2 separate regions of the Homo sapiens genome follow, and region 1 is linked to region 2. Evidence: read pairs that join two places in POLR2A ChIA-PET (ENCODE). Cell type or tissue: Caco-2. All regions are shown on one strand. Each heading gives the region's core, and the rest is flanking DNA. Links, peaks and the distances in the headings are about the cores only.

The links. ChIA-PET counts read pairs that join two places held together with the same protein. Peaks named below come from ENCODE experiments on the same cell type or tissue, not always from the same donor. Only the 100,000 strongest peaks of a DNase experiment are listed, where the experiment ranks them.
Region 1: POLR2A ChIA-PET joins it to region 2 with 16 read pairs; 2 of 35 experiments call an interaction of 5 or more read pairs at or near these places.

What each region holds. Positions count from the first base shown.
Region 1 is chr1:25,775,409-25,785,084 of GRCh38, reverse strand. MAN1C1 (mannosidase alpha class 1C member 1) reads right to left here. Exons shown (of 12, transcript NM_020379.4): 9 at 6,761-6,980; 10 at 3,973-4,145; 11 at 2,385-2,500; 12 at 635-1,422. The coding sequence ends at 1,296. Among named protein-coding and RNA genes, the nearest start is that of SELENON, 20 kb to the left of the region's middle. RefSeq lists enhancers at 741-1,363, 3,868-4,490, 4,491-5,113. In Caco-2, for the core only: no CTCF peak of the experiment used is centred there; a DNase peak (open chromatin) is centred at 4,427.
Region 2 is chr1:26,205,544-26,215,219 of GRCh38, reverse strand. No RefSeq gene overlaps it. Among named protein-coding and RNA genes, the nearest start is that of CATSPER4, 20 kb to the right of the region's middle. In Caco-2, for the core only: no CTCF peak of the experiment used is centred there; no DNase peak of the experiment used is centred there.

The DNA.
Region 1 (9,676 bases), core at 1,011-9,010, 430 kb after region 2:
TCTTCTGCCAGATAGTCTTTCGGCTGCTCCTTTTTATCTTCTGGGTCTTGGCTTGAAGGTCACCTGCCCAGAGAGGCCCTCCCTGACCCCGTAGGGTAGGTCCTCAGCTGTCTATCTATCTCCTTTGTAGCATTTCCTATGACCTGCAGTCACTTCACTTACTTGTCAGTTTCCCTTACCATCGCTTTCTCCCCTCTTGACCCCTTGACTGCAGGGCTTATGACTGTCTCACTCTCAGCGGTGTCCCTGGCCTCTAGCCCAGTGTCTGGTCCGTTGCAGGCACTCACCAAGCATCTGCTGAATGATGGAACAGACGGACACTCAACTGGGGTGGCCAGGAGACGGCAGGGGCGAGACTCTCCTTTGCCTTTTTTGGGCTGTGTGACCTCAGGCAAGTTGCTGCTCCTCCCTGGGCCTCTTCCCAATCTAAACCTGAGTATAAATAAACAACTGCATCTGAAGGGCTGGCCTCATGCTTCTCGAATATATCAGGACCGATTTCAGGGGAGGTAATAGAAGTTGGAATCGTTTACTAAATTATACCTTAAATCAACTGCTGGCTGATTATTATTTCTGATGGTAACATTGCAATGGTTTTTCTAGGAGTCACTGATGTGCAATGAGCCCAATCATATTTCTTATTCAATAAACTCTTTTATTCTAGTCCACAGATTTTTCCATTACAATAATAATGAAAATAGCACTAGTAATTTGTAACACTGAGGCCCAAAGGGAAACCCCTCCTCAAATTATAAGGTAAATGACACAAAGTTGAACATAGGGTCAGTGTTGGGCAAAAAGCATTTAAAATATAGATAACGGGGTCAAGATTTTGTGTGTGTGCAAACACTGGGTTTTGTTTTTCAGGATGACACCATTTTAGAAAGTGCATGATTTTGAAAACTATATGTGTAATTGTGACAAAACTAAACTGTAGAGAAAAGACAAAATCAAGCAAAAACAAAAACCAAGAAACCAAAAGGAAGCAAATCAAATACAAGGGGCGGATATGCAAACCTCCGGTCCTTTGGCCCTGGAATGGCAAGTGAGTGGGCTTCATAGAAATTCTCTGTAGAAAGGAATGTGTGGGCCAGTGTGGCCATGGCCCTGGCCTGACATCGCTGAGTCTCCAAGTCTTGTCTCCTCACAGAGGAAAAGAAGTTGCTTGTCCGACACATCTGCTGGGGGTCTGCCCGAGATGGGGCCTTCGTTCCCAATCCCTTTGAGAACAGTCTCAAATCCTGAAAAGGCAAGGCATCCCTGCGGCGGCCCCAGGGCGGCGGCAGGAGATGGGGTCAGTGTCTGCCCCAGGCTCTGCCGGAGCTGTCTGAGTGGTTCACCGGGAGTGGGTGGGCCTCGGTGTTGAACACCCAGTCTTCCAGGGAGAGCAAGTCATCTTCAGAGAACAGAAGATAGAGATACCTGTGCCCCACGCAGGGCAGGGAAGCAAGACACAGTCTGTCAGTGGCCTGGGGAAGAAGGGTGGGCCTGGGAACAAGTCTCAGGGCCTTTGTGATAGGCCTATGGTCAAGGTCTGGAGCCTTGCAACCCCAAAACTGTGGGCAGCAGGGTGGGGGTGCTAGTCCTGGGGAAGGAGGCTGTGGCTGCAGAGAAAAGCCTTGAGCTTTGGGGTCAGAAGGACTTAGTTTACCCTGGCTCTGCCATCAGCCAGCTTCACCTGCCCGGCCCTGTATGTGAGCCCTTATGGTCCAGATTCTCTGCAGGGGTGCCTGAGGGCTGCTGCAGTCCAGTTGACTCTCACGTGCCCCGCTGCTGCCCACTAAGACTCTATATTCAGAGTACACATTGGGGCACTGAGAAGAACATGGGGTTGTGACTCTAGAACTCCAGCTTCCAGGTTGTGGGTTTTTTCCTCACTGGAAGGAACTGATCATTCTGACCCACCCTAAAGGGTTAAAGCACAAGGGGCTTGCTTTGGGGAACAGTGAGGAAGTGGGATGGCCAACTTCCATGGCATGAAATCGAGGAGGGCACAGCAGCCACACTGCAGAGGCCACAGGAGGGAAAGTCAATGCCAGCAACCAGCACTGACATCATCATCGTTAACCCTATCCCATTTTACACACGAGGACGCGGTTCCCAGAACGGAAGCAACCTGGGGAGATAAGCGAGAAACTGAAGGAACCTGCGGTATCACACGGTGCGTCCCTAGGGAACTTGGATTCTAGCCCAGTCTCACTCTCCGAGAAAGCGGCCTGGCCCAAGGCTCACACCTGGGGTGCAGCCCTCTGGATCCCAAGCCCTTCACCCCTTTTGGGCTCCCGTCCTGTGACCACAGAACCTGACTGTGGAGGGGAGGGACTGCGGACCCCTACCCTCAACCTCCCACCTGTCCATCCCTAGGAAGAGCCCACACTGCTCACTTTAGTGTCTCCGCTAGAAAGAAGCTCTGCTGCTTGTTGTCGTGGTTGGGGGTGCTACTGTACACGTCTTGGATCCCAGAGAAACCGGCTTCTGTCCGACAGTATTTCTCCAAGGCCTGAGGAAGGGGAAGAGGAGGAGGAAAACAGCCTTAACACGGGACAGGAAAGGCCCCTCAAGACTTGTGCATGCCTGGCAGGCTGGAGCTAGAAGAAAGCAGACAGCACCCCCACCCCTTGGCTGGGGACTCCTGGCATTTGTGGGAACAGAAGGTCAAATTATTCTTTCGGGGTTTAGCCACCTGTCCCCAGGCTGGAGGGGCCACACTCCTTCCACCCACACCTCTGAGAGCTCTGGCCCGATGGGCTGCCTGTCCTGAGCTCTTCACCTGGTTTGAACTTAGAGGAAGCTTCTCTTTGTGTTTCAGGGGACTAGGCTGGTCTTACAGATTCACCCACAGTGGTAGGCAGAGGTGAAGAGAAGCCACGGGTGATGGCCATGGGCTGGGATTTGGGGACGGACTTGGTACTCCAGGGATTCTCAGGAGAGATGGCCCCTGGGCTGGAGGCAAGTGAGCCAAGCCATTCATCTTTCTATATAAATGCATTTTTTTTTCTTGAGACAAGGTCTCATTTTGTCGCCCAGGCTGGAGGGCAGTGGGGCGATCAGAGCTCACTCTGCAGCTTCAACCTCTGCAGTTCGAGCAATCCTCTTGCCTCAGCCCCTCAAGCAGCTGGGACTATAGGCGTGCGTCACCATGCCTGGATAATTTTTGTATTTTTCTGTATAGATGGGGTTTTGCCGTGTTGCCTATAGGCTGATAAATACAATTTCTACCCACGGAGGGGGTCTATGGACTGGGCATAGGAGCACAAGACGCTTGGCCTTTGAAGGCCAAGAACAATGGTCCTGGGGAAGCAGGTGGACTTAACAGGGCCAGTAAACCTGAGCATGCCCTGGACCCCGTCTGAGTGCAATGCTCGGAATGGGCACGGGGGTGGTGGGGGAGATAGGGGCAGAGAAGGCTCAGCATCCACCAGGGAACCTGCTGGAATCCCCACACCTGCCTTTGACACCTCCCCCAAGACAGCCATTAAATTTCCACCTAGGTGTGGGGCCGGAGGCTGAGGGCAGGGTAGGCCTCAAGGGCCAGTAGAGACTAGGGTGGGGGGGTCCCTCAGGCTGGGCTGCCTGTGGGAAGAGGAGGGAGGTGGAGGTGAGCTGCCCAGCTTCGAGATCAGGAAAGCGTCTGTTGGGACAGCGGTGGCCGCGTGGTGCCTGCGTGGTGCTCTAGGCAGCTGCCTAGCCTCTGACCCTCTAAGTTTGCTGAGGCCTGGTCCCAGGCCCCAAGGATATGGGCACTCAGAACCCTCTTCACAAGTCTGGCCTGTCCTGTCTCAGGACAACTTTGCCCAGCTGGGGACTCTTGGCTCTGTAACCACCACCTTGACCCTTTGCACTCTGAACTGTGGTCAGAGGTCAACGTGGCTTGGCCTTCCACTCCAGGCCCAAGCCAGGGCACCTAGCACCCAGCCTGTAAATTCTCAGGGGCATCTAGCACCTTGCTGCCCATCCCTGGGGCCCACTCACCAGCACCACCTCCCAGCCCCACTCCCTGTAGATGGGGTTGTGGGTCTGTCGCCACAGGTACATGTAGCTCTCCACCACCTCTGGCCGGAGGATGTAGTAGCTCTCGCTCAGCTGGGTGGCCACGGCCTCTCTGCCGGAGTTAAACCAGAAGGCCTCAGGCCCAAGTTTGGTGTCTGGGGAAACAGCCAAGCAGAGGGCCCAGGTCAGACCTCCCACCTCCTGCTTTTCGGGATCCAGGAGAGATGTCAGTTGCCTTGAACCCGCGGCCAGGGTGATGTCAGGTGTGTGTGGGTGTGGGGTGCCCCTGCCTGGACTGCTGTGTAAGGCTGCACCGGGCAGATGCACAGCTTCCCTCTTGGCCTGGGCTGGACAGAACAAGACCCTCGGGGACTGGAAATGTGAGCAGCTTTGGACTCTGAGAGTCCAAATGAGCTACTCAGCAGTCTGGGTAGGTGAAGGTTTGGGCGGGGTTCCACAACTGTGTACTTTGAGGCAATAGCTCTGCAAGAGGTTAGCCAGACCTCAGCCAAGAGGGTTTCGGGTTTCAACACATCTGGGGAACCGAGGGTTAAACAAAATAAGTCTCCCATCTGCAGGATTTATCAGATCCTTTAATATGCTAATGTGAAATGAGGCTTCTCCTTGGGACCCTTTGTCTTAGAAAACTGCTTTTAACACCTCCCAGAACAAACTTCGAGAGTTTGGGAACAGCTGAGGTAGAGATGGAGGGAAGATTGCCCAGGAATGCACCTACTCCCACAGAGGGAGCTGAGGAAGGAGGGCCTGAGGGAGCCTGGGTTCTGTCATTGTCACTGTTTGGTTTTGAGGCAATTTGCTGTCATTCTTGTCATATGGCCATAATTATAACCACCTCTGTAGCCACTATTTATGATTTCAAAGGCCGTGCTGGGTGCTTTAATACACTATTTCTATCCTTAAAAAATGTTTCTTTAGTAAGGTAATTGCTACTATCCCTCTCACGCATGTGGAAACTGAGGATCAGAGAGGCTAAGTAATTTGCCCAAGGTAACACAGCGAGTTGTGGCTGAGTTGGGACTTGACCCTGGATGTGTCTGATGCCTCTCCTAGGGCGGTGCTCTTTCCCTCCTGGGTCTAACCCTCATAGGCCCAACATGTAGGGTATGAGGGCCAGATCCTTCTCCCTTTAATGCCTGTCCCTCCTGTCCAGGTCACCCAAGTCCCCAGCTCCATTCCTAATGTGAGCCCTCTTCCCTACTACCAGGGTTCAAAACCCTGAGAGGCCCTAGGTTGCTTTTACTTTAGAGGCAGGGGTTAGAGGTTTGCAGGACTTCCTGCTCTTCCATGGAGGGCTTCAGGGAAGAGGAATTAGCTAGACCCTAGCCTCTCTAACCTTTTCAAATGGTGTAGCGGCTCCTGGCCATCAGAAAACAGTCATTTTGCCAAGTCGCTAGTGGGGTGAAGGCAGGAGCCACTGCTACAGGCGTCCACAGGACAAGCCGAGGCTGGCTAGAACAATATGCTTTATTAAGCGGCTGTCTTTTATGGTCTGGGCTGATTGTCTCAGACAAATAGCGAGCCTTTTATTAGTCCTGAGATTTCTTATTTGTTTATGGCCCTGGCAGAGCAAGCTCTTTGAAGAGAATGGACAACCAGTTTTAAAGACCCATTGCGAATCTCTGACTTCCTGGAAACAGCTCCAGGAGACCCCATTCAGCTGGGGCGGGCACAGACACATCATGATGGGCGGTCAGCAAGTGCCTGCAGTGCTGCTGGCCAAAGGTGGCTGCCAAGGTACTTTCTCATGGGACCCTGTGCCTCACTCTGAGACCTGTGTCATGATTCCCATCGAACAGATAAGAAAACAGAGGCTGCCCATCTGGCCTCTCTAATCTTTTCAAATGGTGTAGCGGCTCCTGGCCATCAGAAAACAGTCATTTTGTCAAGCGCTGCTTGAGCCTGGGATTTTTACTGCAAATCTTGGGTCGTCCCCTCCAACCAACACTGGGATTACCACTCAGAGCGGTGGGCGTCTCCTGGGACCACACGGGGGCTGGGGATTTTTCTGAGGGGTGCAGTTTGCGCACGGGGTGGAACCAGGCATCAGAAGGCCTGGGTTCCAGCCCAGGATCAATTCCTCATGTGCAGTGTGACTTTGGCTAAGTCACTTCCCCTCTCTGGGCTGACTCCACTTCTCTGTGTAGAATGAGGAGCCAGGCTCAGGCTCTCAAATGTGACCTCTGATTCTAGCATCGGACAATTCAGTGGTGAGTGGTGGGTGGGGAGGACCAAGCTCTCAGGCTTTCCGGTGATCATGGGTCAAAGAGGGCGACTAAACAGGTGGGAGCAGGAGGCGGTGAAACCCCCTCTAAGGAGGGTGCCGGGGGAAAGGCAGAGGCACATTTGAAAGTAGGAGACTCAGGGTGGGACATGTGCCGGGCTCAGGAAGCCGCCGTTTCTGCCTCCGGGGCTGGAGGATCCTTTACTCTGTGCCCCTCTCAAGGGACCTTGGCCAAGTAATCTCTGAGCCTCAGTTTCCTCATCTGTGTGGTGAGGTTCAGTGATGTTGTGTCAAGTGCGGAAGAGTACCAGGTACATGCAAAGCGCTTCCTGTGTCTGTACTAGTTTCCCTTTCATTCAGGGTATGGTCTCGGAGCCTGGAGAGTACCTCTCTCAAATTCTACTTAACTTCCAAGGGGAGGCTTCCCTAAGGCCATGTGCTCCCTTCGCTCACTGCTGCCGGTCTTTCCAGTTCTTCCTGGTGTCTAGCCTCAGTCTCTCCTGCTGCCCCTTCCCCTTGCAGGGTTACCTGAGCGGGCGTATGACTCGTGACACGTCTTGGTGATCTGGGCTGCGAGCTCTCGGTAGTGGGCCCTCTTTTCTTCCTTGGCATCCTCGGCGCCAAGGGCGATCATGCCCCCGGAGAAACAGGCCAGGTGCCCCATCTTGTGGTCCAGAATCCCCCCTCGCCACTCGGCAATGTAGGTCAGCCCCCCGGGAGAGACATTCAGCAAGTAGGTCTCTATCGCCTGGGAGCAAGGTGGGGATTGGGCAGGGAGAAGGGGCGTGGGAGGGCACAGAGAAGGGGGGGAAAGGATGGAAAATGAACATTTTGGAGACAGTAGCAAGGGCAGCTCTGCCAAGCCCTCCATCCCAGGCAAAGGAGGCCCATTGATCTCTGCTGGTCAAGATGCCTGCCAGGGCACAGGAGGGGCTGCTATTCGCTGGGAGGCTCAGACACAGGGCAGCTCCCCAGGGCAAGTCTCTTACACAGCCTTTAAAATCTTCCATGTTTTAAAAAACGTTAAAAAATATTTTAAGGTGATCCTCCTCCTCCATTATGTCCTCTGTTTGATCTTAACCAGAAGCCCAGCTGGCCTGTGGATGGGCTTCAGGGGTCCAGGCCCTTAAAACTGTACCCAACACTTTCTGGTGGATGTGCATCTTTATGGGAAGAGTGTCCATCTATTCTTACCAGTTTCTCAAAAAGAACCTGCAGAAAATTAAGAGCTGTTCTCTAGGAGTATCTTGTCACACGTTTCCTCATTTAATGCCTACAGCAAGCCAGGCACCTGGGCTGCCGCGCCCTACACAGACAAATGGGAGGTGTGGCAGCTTGTCCCAGGCCACCCAGCCACACCAGCCTAGAAACAAGACCCCACAATGTCCAGAGCTCTGCTTCTTCCACTACCTGATGGCCATGCCTTTTGGTGGGAAGGGAGGTGATGCTGTTGTAAAGACTCTGGGATGTCGGGGGCGTGAGGGGGTCAGACTGCTCTCACCCCAGGAGCCCTGGGGACCAAGGGGAGGGAGGAAGCTGCTCACACAGTCTCGAGGCCAGACTCCATGGGCTGGTGGGGCCTGGCCCATGGCTGGGGTCCTCTGGGGCCCTTCCAGGCCTCTGCCTCCACTTTCACCCCTCCAATCTACTCTCCAGGGGGTCTCTGTACTCTGCAATTAACAAACCGGATCATATCATCTGCCTGCTTAGAACCTTCAGTGGTTTCCAAGTGCCCTTATGTGAAAACACCAGAGGGGCCTCCAAGACTCCACGATCTGGACCTTGAGGGTGGACCTGATTCTATGGACATGGCTCTGGGGCACAGACTCATCAGGTTCAAATTTCATCTCCACCAGTTCCACGCTGTGTGACACTGGGCAGGTTGTATGTTCTCTCTGTGCCTCAGTTTCCTAACGTGTAAACTGGGGATAAGAGCATTAACTGCCTCATAGGGTTGTGAGAATTAAATGAGATATGCCTGCAGGACTTGGCCTATTTCCCAGCACAGAGCGAGTCCCCACTAATTACTGACCCCTATGATTCCACTCTAGTCTGTCTCCTGCCCCTCCCTCCTCACACCCTACCTCACCTACACTGGCCTTTTTTCACTCAGGTACCCTCCTGGCTTACAATATCTCGGCAGCCATGTAATATTTCCTTGGTGTCAGCGCTGTGCTAGGTACTGGGGCTACAGGTGTGCTGGAGAGGAGCCTGGACTCTGCCTCAGGGAGCTCACCCATTAGTGCAGAGAATTCCCAACAAAACCAAATATATATGAGAGGTGCAATTCGTTTTGTTTTGAGACACAGTCTTACTCTGTCACCCAGGCTGAAGTGCAGTGGCATGATCTTGGCTCACTGCAACCTCCGCCTCCCAAGTTTAAACCATTCTCGTGCCTCAGCCTCCCAAGTAGCTGGGTAATTATAGGCGTGTGCCACCACCCCCGGCTAATTTTTGTATTTTTAGTAGAGATGGGGTTTCACCATGTTGGCCAGGCTGGTCTTGAACTCCTGACCTCAGGGGATCCACCCACCTCGGCCTCCCAAAATGTTGGGATTACAGGCGTGAGCCACCACAACTGGCTGAGAGGTACAATTTGTGATCAGCATTTTGAATAAAACAAAGTGAGAGGATGAGATTAAAAAATGCAGGGGTATGCGGGGAGGGGCTGGACGCAGTGGCTCACGCCTGTAATCCCAGCACTTTGGGAGGCTGAGGCAGATGGATCATTTGAGCCCAGTAGTTTGAAACCAGCCTGGGCAACATGGCAAAAACCCATCTCTACTAAAAATATAAGAATTAGCCAGGCACGGTAGTGCATACCTGTAGTCCCAGCTACTTGGGAGGCTGAGGTGGGAGAATCACTTGAATCCAGGAGGCAGAAGTTGCGGTGAGCCAAGATTGCACCACTGCACTCCACTCTGGGCAATAGAGTGAGACTCTGTCATAAAAAAACAAACAAACAAAAAACCCAAGAAAACAAAACAAAACAAAAAAAACTGGGGTGGGGGCAGTGCTGTACTTTGCAGAGGGAGGTCAGGGAAAATCTCTCTGCAAAGGTGACATTCTTGAAAGCTGCATTTTTCTTCCTGCTTCGGGGCTTAGCTGGTGCTGCGCCTCCTTCCTGCATGCTCCAGCCCTGACTCTGCTAACCCCACCTCCTCCAGAATGTCACTTCCTTGGAGAGAATGCCCCAATTTAAACCAGCACTGCCACTGCCATTACCTATGGGCCCCTGTCACCCTTCTACATGGTGCCATTCCTACTTGGCATCTGTTTCTGTTGTATATCTGTCTCTCTCTCAGACTCTGAGTGCCGTGTGACAGCAGAAGCCACCAGCAGCAGCCTCCAGCCAGTGCCCGACACACAGAAGATGCTCAAGGAACACTCGCTCACTCCTGGGTCTGTTTTTTCCTTTTTTCTCTCCTGTCAGGGCCCAGGGCT
Region 2 (9,676 bases), core at 713-8,712:
TAATTTGTTAAGTTCTCTGTGATTTTCCTCCTATTCCAATCTGGAAGCCAGGCCTTGTAGTTTTTTCGAGGGGCCTAGACTGCTTGGAGTCAATGACTCTTTCAGTCTGGAGAAGTCTAAACTCATGGAAGAGAGCCCTGAGGGAAGGATGGGGGTGCTTGAGAACCTGGAGGGAGGGGCTTCAGAGTCTGCAGGTCCAGTTTCATGAGCCAACAAAGTTTGTTTTATTTTGTTTCATGTTTTCTTTTTCTTTTCTTTTTTTTTTTTTTTTTTTTTTTGGAGATGGATCTCACTCTGTCGCCCAAGCTGGAGTGTAATCTTGGCTCACTGCAATATCCACCTCCTGGGCTCAAGTGATCCTCCCACCTCAGCCTCCTGAGTAGCTGGGACTACAGGCATGCCACCATGCCTGGCTAATTTTTGTATTTTTTGTAGAGATGGGGTTTCGCCATGTTACTCAGGCTGGTCTCAAATTCCTGGACTCAAGCAATCCACCCACCTTGGCCTCCCAAAGTGCTGGGATTACAGGCGTGAGACACTGCGCCTGGCCTCATGTTTTCCTTTTTTTTTTTTTTTTTTTTTTTTTTTGAGTAAGGGTCTCTCTCTGTCACCCAGGCTGAAATGCAGTGGCATACTCTTGGCTCACTACAGCCTGAAAGTCCTAGGCTCAAGTGATCCTCCCACCTGCTTCCAAGTAGTTGGGACTACAGGTGCATGCCATCACACTGGCTCATTTCAATATTTTTGGTAGAGACAGGGTCTCCCTATGTTGGCTAGGCTCATGTTTTCAATTTTTAAAAAACATTTATGTATTTTACTCAAGCCAATTAGAGTTGGGTTTCTGCTACTTGCAACACAAAGTATCCTAACTGATACATGCCAAATACCAGTGCTATTTGAGTGATGAATGAGAAGCTAATACTTAACCTTCCCTTCTTTTTGCATCTGCTCTCTTCATACTTTCTATTGAATTTTGAATGAACTGCTTAAAAGTTAGTAATTTAAAAGTAAAGTTATGGCCGGGCGCGGTGGCTCACGCTTGTAATCCCAGTACTTTGGGAGGCCGAGGCAGGTGGATCACGAGGTCAGGAGATCGACACCACGGTGAAACCCCGTCTCTACTAAAAATACAAAAAATTAGCCGGGAGTGGTGGTGGGCGCCTGTAGTCCCAGCTACTCAGAGAGGCTGAGGCAGGAGAATGGCGTGAACCCGGGAGGCAGAGCTTGCAGTGAGCCGAGATTGCACCACTGCACTCCAGCCAGGGCGACAGAGCAAGACTCCGTCTTAAAAAAAAAAAAAAAAAAAAAAAAAAAAGTTAACTTTGGGAGCCCAAGGCGGGAGGATCGCTTGCATCCAGGCATTGAAGAGCAGGCTAGGCAACATGGGGAGATTCCCTTTCTACCAAAAAAAAAAAAAAAAAAATTAAAATTAGCCAGGCATGGTGGCATGTGCCTATAGTCCCATTTACTCAGAAGGCTGAAGTGGCAGGATCGCTTGAGCCCCTGAGGTCGAGACTGCAGTGAGCTGTGATTGTGCCACTGCTCTCCAGCCTGGGCCACAGAGCAAGACCCTGTCTCAAAAAAAAAAAAAAAAAAAAAAAATGGAAAACTGGCTGGACACAGTGGCTCATGCCTGTAATCCCAGCACTTTGGAAGGCCGAGGCAGAAGGATTGCTTAAGGCCAGGAATTTGACACCAGCCTGGGCAATAGCAAGAGCCTTGTCCCTACAAAAAAGAAAAAGAAAAGTAGCCAGGTGTAGTCCCCGCTACTGGAGAGGCTGAGGCAGGAGGACCACTTGAGCCCAGTAGTTTGAGGCTGCAGTGAGCTATAATTATGCCACTATACTCCAGTCTAAGTGACAGAGTGAGATCCTGTCCTAAAAATAATAAAATAATAATAATAATGGTAAAAAGTAAAACATAATGGAAATACCAATGCAAAACACTTCTGGACTTGTTTTATTACTTTGAATTTAAATATAATTTTCTTTCTTTTTTTAAAGTTTACTGTTTCTATTTTGGCAGGCATATTTGGTCAGAGGGATGAGCTGTAACTTAAGAGCAGATGCTGCTAGGTGCAGTGGTTCACGCCTATAATCCTAGCATTTTAGGAGCCTGAGGTGGCAGGATCACTTGAACCCAGGACTTCAAGACCATCCTGAGCAACATAGTGAGACCCCATCTCTACGAAAAATTTTAAAAATTAGCTGGGTGTGGTGGTGTGCACCTGTAGTTGCAGCTACTCAAGTGGCTGAGGTGAGATGATTGCTTCAACCCAGCAGGTCCAAGCTGCAGTGATCTGTGATCACGCCACTGCACCCCAGCCTGGGCAACAGAGCAAGACCCTGTCTCAAAAAAACAAAACAAAAAAAAGAGCAGATGCTTTATATTCATCAATGCGTATTGTTGAGAGGAGGGGGAGTTTGTCAGTCACGTAACATTCTGTTGTTGCAGTCAATTGCAGTCAATCGTATATTGTGATACAAAGTGCCAAATCATATTAATAATAGCTGGTAGGTAAATGCAGTCGTATACCTAGCGAAAGAAAATGAGACACAGTTCAAACCCAGTTTATCTGGCAGAGCCCATGTTCTTCTTACCCACAGGGGGAAAGAAATAACACAAAAGGAAAAGCTGTCTCATTCTCAATGTGTAAAAACTCGATGATGTACGTCATATTTTCTGTGGAGGGGCACATGCAGCATGTACAAGTTGGCACATAACCCTGGTTTTACTGAGAGTCTGCTGAGGTAGTGACAACCCTCTAATGGGCCAGCATCTGCCTCAAGGCTTGACTAAAAACCACCTGGATTGGACTTCTACCTTGCACAGCCCTGCTTAGCTCCCCTGCTCTGCAATAGATATCCCAAGGTGCTGCATGAACATTCCTTAGAATGAGGATTCTAGGAACAAATAATCTTAGGAAATATATGCTATAATCTGCTGCTAGGAAGTCACAGGAAACAGTGGAATATTAAAGGCTCTGAAAAGTTCTTCAGTCGAGACACAATTTTGTTGAATCCAGCATTTCCCAAATGTATATGACAATAGAACTTTTTTTTTTAAGTGAAATGTCTATTGCAATCACATAGCACTGGTGTCCCAGGAAATACATTTTGGAAAACAGTGACCCATAAGTTAAGCACTGCCGGTTTTGCATGTAACAAAAGCTTCATCCCAAGGCAGGACTACCCAATAGACCAAGGCAGGAATGCCAAAGAAATATTTTTTAAAGGAATTAGATTTTTTTAAAAAAAGACACAATAGTCATTTTAGGAAAAGCAGAATTTTGTTAAGTATATTTTATTATATTTTATTGAAAATAGAGACAGGGGTCTGGCGCAGTGGCTCACGCCTGTAATGCCAGCACTTTGGGAGGCTGAGGCGGATGGATCACAAGGTCAAGAGATTGAGACCATCCTGGCCAATATGGTGAAACCCCCTCTCTACTAAAAATACAAAAATTATCTAGGCATGGTGGCACGTGCCTGTAATCCCAGCTACTTGGGAGGCTGAGGCAGGAGAATCGCTTGAACCAGGGAGTCGGAGGTTGCAGTGAGCCAAGATTGCACCACTGCACTCCAGCCTGGCGACAGAATGACACTCCGTCTCAAAAAAAAAAAAAAAAAAAAAGGTAGAGATGGGATCCCACTAGGTTGCCCAGGCTGATCTTGAGCTCCCACCCTCAAGTGATCCTCCCATCTCAGCCTCCCAAAGTGCTGGGATTACGGGCATGAGTCACTGCGCCCAGACTTGTTAAATTTAAATGCTTGGGGGAGGAGAGGTTAGAATTATTTCAACCGTGAAGAACATATGTTTGGGGGATATTATTATCTTTTTGCTGTCTTAGACCCAGCTTCAGGCCTGCAGAGGATGGATCTGGGAGTTTGTGGCACTGCCTGTCGGAGGCCCTGTGAACTCAGCCTTTCTGTAATATCTGCCACACTGACTTGCCCCAACAGTCAGACTTTTGCCTTAGTTTTTCCACCTGGCCTTCCAGGCCTCCGCTGGAACTACAGTTCTTGTCTTTGGTGCAGCTCCTTCCCCCAGGAAAGTTTCATCTCTGGACAGTAGCTAGAGTCCTGGGGGCTGGAGCTGAAAAATTGTGCACTCTATCCCATATGCCCAGCTGCCTGTCTTCCCACCAGAAATCACCTCTACCCAGGTGGACTCAGAAGATGCCAACGTCTTACCAAACTTCACTGGCCCTCTCATACCCTTTGGACCCTTTGAGACTTCACAGAATTATGGTGTCCACTCTGGCCCCCACCTCTTCTTTGTTTTACTCACATGAGTTCCTCAGACTTACCCGCGTGGAAGTAGTAGCTGTCATTGCACATACAAACTCCCCTGCTACCTGCATACTCATCCAAAGCACAGGCTCCAACTCTGGGACCACTACTCTGGGTGTGTTTAGGGGAGGTTTGACTGGCCCCAGTTACAGCAGAGGATTTTGTTGTTTCCGAGGACCTGGGGAGAAGGCCTGTGGAATGAGCAGCTGTCATCTCATGTGACTGGATTATAGCAGTGGCAACACTGGAGGTTGATTCTGCCAGATGGGAAGGTGTCTGTGAGACTGTGTTATGATGTGTTCCAGACAACTTGCTTATCATGGAGGTGGTTGTTGGGGATAAGGATGCAGCTGTAGTTTTTCCTTCCTGAGTCTCAGATGTAGTTGTTCCAAGAAGAGTTGTCCCGAGAGTGGTTGTGTTTAGCAAGGTAGTGTGCATAACTTCGCTGGCTGTCATGGGTGAAGATTCTTTTATGCCAGTGGTTTTGTTCAGTGCTGTTGGGGATGTAGTTATAGCTGACTTCCCAGAGACAGTGGTTGCCATGGACCCGGATGATTGAACATGATGGCCTGGCGTGCTCTTTGCTGTTGGGGATGTAGTTATAGCTGACTTCCCAGAGACAGTGGTTGCCATGGACCCAGATGATTGAACATCACTGCCTGGTGTGTTCAGTGCTGTTGGGGATGTGATTGTGTCTGATTCCTGAAAGCCAATGGACACTGATGATTGTGTCCCATTGACTGTGGTGTTTGATGCTGATGGAGTTATAATTGGAGTTTCCTGATTCTGTTTTGGGGTCTCAACTGAAGAGGCCGTGCTGGATAAAGCTGTGGTTCTTGATATCCCTCCCTGGTCCTTCAATGTAGAAGTCATGATGGAATTTGGCAGCAGTGTACCCTTGGAGGTTGTGCTGATAGTTGTGTTTAATTTCTCTTCCTGAGTTTTTTGTATTGAAGTTGTCTGCTCAGTGGACCCATTAGAGCTGCTGTTTGTGGAGAGGTTGGAGGAGCAGCTGGTGTTGTATGCTTCTGGGACTCAGATGTTGATGTCTTGTCAGTTGTTGGTGAACTGTTAAGTACAGCTGGAGAGACATTGTCTTTCCCTTTGTTAAACAGAGTTGAAGTTGTAGATGAACACAATATAATTTCCTCAGGTGCAGAGTCTTCTGTGGAGTGTATTGTTTTTGACACAACTCCCCAGATTGTAACACTGCCTGTGAAAAAACAAATAAACAGAAGGTAATCTAGACTGGGTATTGTGACTCATGCCTATAATCCCAGCACTTTGGGAGACCGAGATGGGAGGAATACTTGAGGGCAGGAGTTTGAGACCAGCCTGCTCAACATAGCGAGACCCCATCTAAGTAGAGAAAAATAAAAATTAAAAAAAGAGGCCGGGCATGGTAGCTCATGCCTGTAATCCCAGCACTTTGGGAGGCTGAGGTGGGCAGATCATGAGGTCAGGAGTTCGAGATCAGCCGGGCCAACATGGTGAAACCCCATATCTACTGAAAAAAAAAAAAATTAGCCAGGTGTGGTGTCCCATGCCTGTAGTCCCAGCTACTTGGGAGGCTAAGTCAGGAGAATCACTTGAACCTGGGAGGCAGAGGTTGCAGTGAGCTGAGATCATGCCACCGTGCTCCAGCCTGGGTGACAGAGAGAAACTCCATCTCAAAATAAATAAATAGATAAATAAATAATAAAAGAGAAAGCAATCTACCTGTTCCTTCCACCAAACCAGAGTTATTTTCAGATGTTATGACTTGTCAAATATTCTTACTGGGAGACTCCCTAAAAATAATATCAGGTCGTGCACAGTGGCTCACGCCTATAATCTCAGCACTTTGGGAGGCTGAGGCGGGAGGATTGATTAAGCCCGGGAATCTAAGGTTATAGCAAGCTCTGATTGTGCCACTGCACTCCAGCCTGGATGACGAAGTGAGACCCTATCTCTAAAATAAAATTATATATATAAAATATATATACATATAAATATATATTATATATACATATAAATATATATTATATATACATATATAAATATATATTATATATAATGTAGTGGGTGTTGATTTACATACATATGTAAATCTTACCAGCTCACATTTATGTGCCAGCTCTGTGCCAATAGATTTCAACAGATGTATACCAGGGAGAGAGAATTTTACTTGTGCAGGTAACTATGTCTCATTCCACTCAATGGCTACTCTAGACAGTGCAAGTCAGTAAAAGACAGAAATCTGTTATCTCAATTGGTGTTTGATTTCTTGATGCCTTGTTTGATATTAGTTTCCTACTGCATTGAATATGATTCTAGTATTTAAAGATACGATTTTTTTCTTTTTTGAGACAGAATCTCGCTCTGTCACCCAGGCTGGAGTGCAATGGTGTAATCTCAGCTCACTGCAACCTCAGCTTCCCGGGTTCAAGCCATTTTCTTGCCTCAGACTCCTGAGCAGCTGGGACTACAGACATGAGCCACCATGCCTGGCTAATTTTTGTATTTTTAGTAGAGACAGGGTTTTACCATGTTGCCCAGGCTGGTCTCAAACTCCTGACCTCAAGTGATCTGCTTGTCTCAGCCTCCCAAAGTGCTGGGATTACAGGGATGAGCCACTGTGCCCGGCCTAAAGATATGAATTTTTTGAACAATATGACCCCTAACTGCAAGCCGAGTGTTTCATTGAGTGTCATAGCAGTCAAGGATCATTTTGATATTGTTCAAGTGTCACCCTGCCCAGGTAAGGTGCTGCTCCAATGCACAGGCACATTAAATCCTTACAACCAACCTGTAGAAAAGGACTATTATTTCCATTTATCAAATGAAGAAACTGAGGATCAGACAGGTGAAGACATCTGTCCAAGGTCACACAGCCAGGAAGTGGTGCCACTGCATTTGAAACAAAGTCCATCAGACACCAGAACCCAATGCCTTCCCTACCACACTGCACTGCCTTACAAAAACACAGCTTTATTCTCATGGTTGAGCCAGCTGCTCTCTCTAGAAAGGCCCAAATCAATTATGTTGGGCTGGATTCCTTGGAAACCTTCTTCTTTCCCCTGGGTAATGGGCAGAAATAGGCCCATCACCTGATGTGCTGTTTTTGCATTCTTGGCAGTTTTCTTTCTTTCTTTCTTTCTTTCTTTCTTTTTTTTTTTTTTGAGACAGCCTCACTCTGTCACCGAGGCTGGAGTGCAGTGGCGTCATGTTGGCTCACTGCAACCTCTGCATCCTGGGTTCAAGTGATTCTCCTGCCTCGGCCTCCCAAGTAGCTGGGACAACAGGCGCATGCCACCGTGCCCTGCTAATTTTTGTGTTTTTAGTAGAGATGGGTTTTTGCCATGTTGGCCAGGCTGGTCTCGAACTCCTGGCCTCAAATGATCCACCCGCCTCAGCCTCTCGAAGTGCTTGGATTATAGCCGTGAGCCACCGTGTCCAGCCTCTTGGCAGTTTTCAAAAGGCTAACTCAGAAAATTGGAGGCTGGCCAGGCATGGTGGCTCACGCCTGTAATCCCAGGATTTTGGGAGGCTGAGATGGGAGGATCACCTGAGGTCAGGAGTTCGAGACCAGCCTGACCAACATGGTGAAACCTCGTCTTTACAAAACACACAAAATTAGCCAGGCGTGGTGGCACACACCTGTAATCCCAGCTACTTGGAAGGCTGAGATAGGAGAATCGCTTGAACCCGGGAGGCACAGGTTGCAATGAGCCAAGATCATGCCATTGCACTCCAGCCTGGGCAACAAGAGCAAAACTCAAAAAAAAAAAAAAAAAGGAAAAGAAAAGAAAAGAAAAAAAACTGGAAGTGACCCAGCCCAGGTGGCAGGCTCATTCTTTGTCCTTCCCATCGCCTAATTCTGAAGATGCACCAACCCTTCTTTTCTGGCACCATCCACACCCTCACTTTTTTTTTAGAGACAGAGTCTCAGTTGCCCAGGCTGTAGTGCCGTGGTGCAATCATGGCTCACTGCAGCCTCAAACTCCTGGGCTCAAGTGATCCTCTTGCCTCAGCCTCCTGAGTAGCTGGGACTACAAGTGCGCACCACCACACTCGACTAACATTTTTCTTTTTATTATTTATTTATTTATTTGAGATGGAGTCTCACTCTGTCACCAGGCTGGAGTGCAGTGGCGTGATCTCAGCTCACTGCAACCTCTGCCTTCTGGGTTCAAACAATTCTCCTGCCTCAGCCTCCCGAGTAGCTGGGACTACAGGCGCACCACATTGCACACACATTGCACCACACCCAGTTGATTTTTTTTTTCCTCACTCTGTCACCAGGCTGGAGTGCAGTGGCACAATCTCAGCTCACTGCAACCTCCACCTCCTGGGTTCAAGTGATTCTCCTGCCTTAGCCTCCCGAGTAGCTGGGACTATAGGCGCATGCCACCACGCCCAGCTGATTTTTTTCTTTTCTTTCTTTCTTTCTTTCTTTCTTTCTTTTTAAAGACAGATTCTCACTCTGTTGCCAGGCTGGAGTAAAGTGGCACAATCTCAGTTCACTAAAACCTCCACCTCCCGGGTTCAAGTGATTCTCTTGCCTCAGCCTCCTGAGTAGCTGGGACTACAGGCGCGTGCCACCACGCCCAGCTAATTTATTTTTTATTTTTTTAGTAGAGACAGGGTTTCTCCATGTTGGCCAGGATGGTCTTGATCTCTTGACCTCATGACCTGCCCCCCTCAGCCTCCCAAAGTGCTGGGATTACAGGCGTGAACCACTGCACCCAGCCTTCTTTTTATTTTTTGTAGAGATGAGGTCTCACTATATTACCCAGGATGGTCTCAAACTCTTGGCCTCAAGCAATCCTCCTGCCTTGGCCTCTAAAAGTGCTGGGATTGTAGGCATGAGCCACCTTGCCCAGTCCCACACCCACTTTCTTCTGGCCCTGTGCAGAGCTAAGGGATTGCAACAGGCCAGGGGAATTGGCAAGGATGCTTGGAAAGGGTAGGGGGACCTACGCTCTACACCTGGCTCTATTACTGGCTTGCTGGGTGACGCTGGGGAAGGTCTCACCTCTCTCTGGGCCTCCATGTTCCTCTTAGCCTAGTGAGGGACTTGGCTCAGTGTGGAGGAGCATTGTAAACTCTAGTCATCTGTGGGGTCCATTTGCAACAAAGATCTAGTTTGCACTGAACCTATATGTCTTGCTATAGGGGTCTCAAGTTTTTATTTGCAGGGAGGGATGTTTCCACTGAATCTGACTTTATGTTTTTTCCATATAGTTAATCAGTTATCCCTGCCCCCTTATGGAAAAGTCCATCTTTCCCCCAACCAACACCACATTATCTTACTGTTACTTTATAGTAAGCCTCAATATTTGGTCGGGTGAGTCACCCATCTTGTGCTTCAAAATTATCTTGACAGGCCGGGCGCAGTGGCT